Regions from separate parts of the Homo sapiens genome. Here region 1 is linked to region 2. A link is a loop called in an ENCODE intact Hi-C map of the cell type or tissue named here. Cell type or tissue: CD4-positive, alpha-beta T cell. All regions are shown on one strand. Links, peaks and the distances in the headings refer to the core of each region. The heading gives the core; the rest is flanking DNA.

Region 1 (2,923 bases), core at 104-2,603, 1.4 Mb before region 2:
GATCCTCACTGCCAGATTTTCCTTCTCATTGGTGAGATAAGTGTGTCACTGACCACCATATATTAACTGGTCACTCACAAAGAGAATGCAATTACCATGATTGGTTTACAGACTAATTAATATTTATCCTTTGTGGTAGGACAGAAATATCAGAATGAATTGGGACTCTTCCAATAGGAGGAAGAAGAGAATAGTTGTGTAGGCACAACTAATAGGCAACTTACTCATCTTGAAGTAGAAGTTTGTCTCTCTCTCTCTCTTTTTAAACCACTTAGCTTTGTGTTGGGCTTCATATTGCATTAGCTTTTTCTGTTTTCTTTGGGGGTCAGGCCTAATTGTATCGTAGCAAGCAATTAATTTTGATTAAGGCATTTAACTTGCCTGGGCCTCAGTTTCCTTGAGTGTACAATGAGAGCTTTGTCTTCCATCTCTAAGACCTGTTTCAACTAACATTTTGGGGGCCCATGCCACCTGCTTGCTTTCCTTGTTCAAAGAGATAGACTGATGCAGTAGAGAGGACACTTTCTAGCTATGTGAAGTTGGCAAGTTGCTTCATCTTGGGTTACAGGTTTCTCATTTATAAAATGGGAATAATGTCTAATTTATAAGATGCATTGGATTTAAATGAAATAATGCTTATAACATTATTTTTCCTCCTTCTTTGACAAGCAAATTTGAATTAATATAGGCTCTAAGCAAGTGATATAATCCTGTAGTGGTTTGGTACAGGTGAATGGTAAATATTTGTTCAACAGAATTACTCAAGTGCCATTTTATAAATTAAGATCTCTTAATATGCACATGAAATTTAGGTGGGCTATGGATATAGTATCATTATGAAATCTAGAGCTATGCACCAGATAGTTATACGAGGATAAATAATTTACTTTTTGCACAAACCGGTGGTTTATTTGGGGGTTTTTGGAAACCAGACTCCACATGGCAGCATTTATTTAGTTGAGTCAAATTTAGGCTATAAAAAGTTTAGTTAATTTCCATATATTTCTTCTTGTTTGCCTTTTACTAAGTACTATAGTAAAGTATATACTTTACTAAGAATATTATTGAGATTATCACAAATAATTAAACTAGTGGTGCAGTTTATTCCATAGATTGTCTTGTTTAACTGCAACATAACCTGGACATGTCAAAAACCTATGCCTTTGTTCTCAAGATCCTGCTTTCTAATAGTAATGGAAATTTAAACATTAGAGTACCTTACATATCATTTAGTAATCAGCTATAAGTCTCTGACCAACAGGTATTATGGAATATAGTTTTTAGATTTTTAAGCGGTCCTGTTTACTTGTAAGGCCACATCATTTCAAGGAATGTTAGAAAAGGGCCATCACTAGATGGCAGTCTTTCTCTACCTTAAGGTATTAAAAGAAAAAAATGCCACACTTTGTTCGACTGCATTGTTGACTACTGATATTAGATTAGCTTCAGTAGTAAATTTCTGACCTTTTCAGTGTTTAAGTCTTGTTTATTTTTGTTTTTAGCCTTTTATATCTGATGGATATGTTGGTTAGCAAAGTGTTATATTTAAATGTGCTTGAAATGCTGATTCATGGTGAACTGTTAGGTAGTGATCAGTCATAATTGCCTCTTCCTTTGGTAGACAATTTGAAATAAAATCTTTAAATTTGTGGTTTTTAACCTATTTGGTAACCAGATGGAAACTATTGGAAACTTTTTTTCTTAAAAATGCATATATGTACATCTACCTATATATACAAAATCCACCTAGGATCTGGGAATCATGGATTTCCTGAAACATACCTATGGAACACAAAGTCTTTTAAATATAGTCTTTATCCCCTGTTTTAAATATGGGTGTTTTACGTTTTATTCTTTCTTTTTTTTTAATTCTCAAAATACTCTGGCGATCTACTGCAAACCTTTCATGTTATTCTGCATAATAATTAAAGAGAATATTACAATCATAATGGTCCTAAGATAGGAGTAACAGATGGAGAGTAGTGATAAGCAGGTAGAAACTTTATTAACTTGTGTTTTATTTTGTTTTTTAAAGAAATGGGATCTCACTATGTTGACCAGGCTGGTTTCAAGCTCCTGGCCTCAAAGCAATCCCTCTATCTTGGCCTCCCAAAGTGCTGGAATTACAGGTGTGGGCCACCACCCCTGATCCATTAACTTGTTTTGAACTACTGCCTATTTATACTATTCTACAAATGTATGATCTTAGCATTGTTGACTAAACTTGAAAGTGGAGGCGAACTGTAGATACTTAAAGCTAAGCTAGTACTTTTAAGAGAATTGTAATTGATTGCTTCCTATTTTCTAGATGAGAAAGTTGAGGGTCGGAGAGATTAACTGGATTGGCCAAAGACCTATATATAGCAAGCTAATTACAGTGCTAAGATGAAGGCCACATAGTCAGGCAGCTAAAATCCACATTTCCTTTCTTAGGTTTTTGATTTTTTTTTTCTTTAAATAGGAAGATCAGAGAGCCTAGGGAGGCATTATTAATATAAGTTCTGCATTTCTTAACTTTGGAATTTGCTTTTCTGTGAGGTTGTCTTTTGTGACGTTACCGTAGATCTCTGGAGGGAAGAAATGAAAAGAAGTTTTACCCAGTAGAATGAACTATACTTGCCATTTAACTTAGAAGTATATTGAGTCAAGTCAGGGTGTACTGAATTTGAAACCAAGAGATTGTCTACTATTGAATAATATATCAGCTTATGCAATTTATATTGAGGAGTTTTCGGTGATTCTTCACGTTCTCCAAGTGTCAAGGTAAATCAGTATCTTTACATGGAAACCTTTCTTTTCCTTTCCTTTGAAAGGGGGAAAAGTTAAGCTTATTTGAGATTACTTGAAATGTCAACGGTAGATTCTCTTATGTATTCCAAACAGCTTTTTCAGGCAAGTGGTTATTCTACAGTTTTCCTACTTG
Region 2 (2,923 bases), core at 95-2,594:
TGCACTCCAGCCTGGACAACAGAGTGAGAATGTCTCAAAAAAACAAAAAAGAGTGAATAAAGTAAATGTACAGATTTTAATTTCATTAGCAGATCATTTTAATGTGATCCTAAAATAGTTAAATATGTAAGGCATAATATCCTTTTAAAAATCTTCTTGATTATTGAAAAGGTCTTTCTTCTGTGCCCATAGAAAATACAGGGCAAAAAAATCTATGTTTTTGGCCAGGTGTGGTGGCTCACACCTGGCATCCCAGCACTCTGGGAGGCGAGGGGGGCAGATCATTTGAACTCAGGAATTCAAAACCAGCCTGGGCAACATGGTGAAACCCCATCTGTACTAAAAAGAACACAAAAATTAGCTGGGCATGGTGGCATGCGCCTCTTGTCCCAGCTACTTGTGAGGCTGAGGCACGAGAATCGCTTGAACCCAGGAGAGGGGGGGTTGCAGTGAGCCGAGATCATGCCTGCACTCCAGCCTGGGCAACAGAGCGAGACCCTGTTTCAAAAAAAAAAAAAAAAAAAAAACCCCACTTTTTTTTTCTTGTCTCACTTTAACATAAATATCTTTCATATAAATAAACAAAATCCCTATCCTTTTCTCTTCAGTGACTAATGTAAGGGTAAGAAATAGGGAAACATGACGGACAGAGGAAAAGGAAAGCTATTAAGTGCCTCCTAAACCAAAAGCAACTAAATTTTATTTGGAAGTTGTGTGTGTGAGAGAGAGAAAATCCTCATGCAGCTCACTCATCTACTTAATAAATTTTAAAAAGTTAACTCCATAAACCAATAGAAAATCATTTAAATTTTAATTCCATATAATTTTAACATTTTTATGTGCCAGGCATTGCTCTAAGTGCTCTTACACTTATAGATTCATTTAATCCTGAGAATAATCAATGAACTAGGCACTATTGTCATCTCCATTTTAGAGAAAAAGGAACCAAGGCACAGAGCTAAGTGATTTGCTGTATGTCGCACAGTTAATAACTGGTAATCTGTATCTGAACTTCAGCAGCAGGCCTCCGGAATCCACGCCCTCAACCACTATATTAGATTGACTTCCTCATATGATGGAGTCTTTTGAAAGGGGACAGAGGTACAGAGGACAGAAAAGAGAGAAAAAGAGAGCAGAAAGCTACGGAAACAATGCTGATGTCTGCTAAAGCCTAAGAGACAAATATCTAACTCATTTACCAGTATTGTTCTTTAACATGAATGAAATCTTTTCGTTTAAACAATGGGCAAGTATTGCAAAAAACCTGCTAGAGAAAGTATTCTGATCATTCCATAAAACTTGAAATATAGACATTCTTAAGCTTTCTTTTCCTCATTTCCATCAGGGAATGTGTGATTGCTTCCAAATCTAGCTTAAAAAAAAAAGATACCTTAGAATTTTGTCACCACCTTGTGGTCTTTTGTAGTAGTGCTACTGAAAACTTCAGAAGAATCTGGGCTGGGGTGCAGTAAAAACACCAATGCCAATCTTAGGGCTATTTTACCTGCTTTCAATAATTTTAATCACCTTCAATGGACTCCTGTATTTATCTACATTATTTTTTAAGTGTGGTGACCAAAATGAGGCACAATCCAGTCTATTACTGAAATACCAGACCAAGGTTGGCCATGCCCAAAACCTTTCTAAGGACAGCAGCTATCCTACCAAGCCCCTGCTAAGCGGAAGTCTGTGTGACTTTTCAGTTATAACTTAAGTCAAGACACTTCCTTGTACTGAACTTATTTTGAGTTTCCTTAGTCTAGTCCAGTAGTACATTAAGTCAAATCAGTTGTTTTTTTTTTTTTCCAGACAGGGTCTCGCTCTGTTGCCCAGGCTGGGATGCAATGGCACAATCATGGCTCACTGTGGCCTGGACCTCCTGGGCTCAAGTGATCCTTCCACCTCAGCCTCCCAAGTAGCTGGGATCACAGGCAGGCACCACCATGCCTGGCTAATTTTTTTCTTATTTAGAGACAGGTGTCTCACTACATTGCCCAGGCTGGTCTCAAACTCCTGGGCTCAAGTGATCCTCCCACAAAGTGCTGGGATTACAGGCATGAGCTACCTCGCCTGGCCAAATGAGTATTCTCAAATTAGTAACTATCCTATTTCCTCACCTCAGAGCTGATTTTTCCCTCTTAAGGGTGTTTCCCTTCCCCTCCTTAGGGAGGGAGGAGGGACAGGCTGGCACAGGGATAGTAAGTGCAGGTTCCAGAACACTTCAGGGTAAAGGTGGGAACTGAGGAGTCCTTCAAGCACATCTACTTCCTGGCAGCTCCCTGGAGTTGGCAACTGAGAGCCCAACTTAAATTCCAGATAGAACTTACATGCAACCATGTTGCCCATTTTCCTGTCTTGCTTATGGTCAAAATAATCCATGAAAAACCCTTACATTACTTATTCAGGCGTAGCATATACAGTTTTGTGCAACCAATCCCAAATCCCATGCTGTGAATTCCTCTCAGTCTTCACTCAGTTTTCTCTGTGACCCTATATTATTTCTTCTATTTTTTTCCCCTCTAGTGTTCTTAGCCTAAGAACACTAAGGCGGTATGCTCCTAAATCCCATCCCATCCACTGATGTTTGAAGATCTGCAGAGCAGTTCTTTGGTTGACCCAATACCTCAGAAGCTACTGACATTTAATGGCTGAGGGCCAGACATACCAAAAATCATTCAGTGTGTAAGACCCTGTCTTAAGACAAGCTGTGCTGCACGATAGTTAGGAAAACCACTACCGTTCCAGTGCCTGGCCTCCTGCATTATGTATAACTCTTCCTTATAAATGGTCAGTAAAACCCTTAAAATTACACACTATTTCACAGACTAATAAGATAGACTACATACTTAGACAAAGTGGAGAAAAGGCCAATGCAGTCCCCTGCCCTGTTTAATAATATATAATTTCCTTTCTTTTACCTACA

Evidence for each region. Peaks named below come from ENCODE experiments on the same cell type or tissue, not always from the same donor. Only the 100,000 strongest peaks of a DNase experiment are listed, where the experiment ranks them.
Region 1: a loop joins it to region 2, with 13 times the contacts of the local background. A loop is called at or near these places in 2 of 110 quality-filtered maps.

What each region holds. Positions count from the first base shown.
Region 1 is chr2:72,744,399-72,747,321 of GRCh38, reverse strand. The region is part of intron 1 of EXOC6B (exocyst complex component 6B); the gene reads left to right. Among named protein-coding and RNA genes, the nearest start is that of EXOC6B, 80 kb to the left of the region's middle. In CD4-positive, alpha-beta T cell, for the core only: CTCF peaks have their summits at 1,157 and 1,359 (motif pointing right); a DNase peak (open chromatin) is centred at 1,381.
Region 2 is chr2:71,298,103-71,301,025 of GRCh38, reverse strand. No RefSeq gene overlaps it. Among named protein-coding and RNA genes, the nearest start is that of ZNF638, 32 kb to the left of the region's middle. In CD4-positive, alpha-beta T cell, for the core only: CTCF peaks have their summits at 1,161 and 1,362 (motif pointing left); a DNase peak (open chromatin) is centred at 1,425; H3K27me3 peaks cover 100 bases.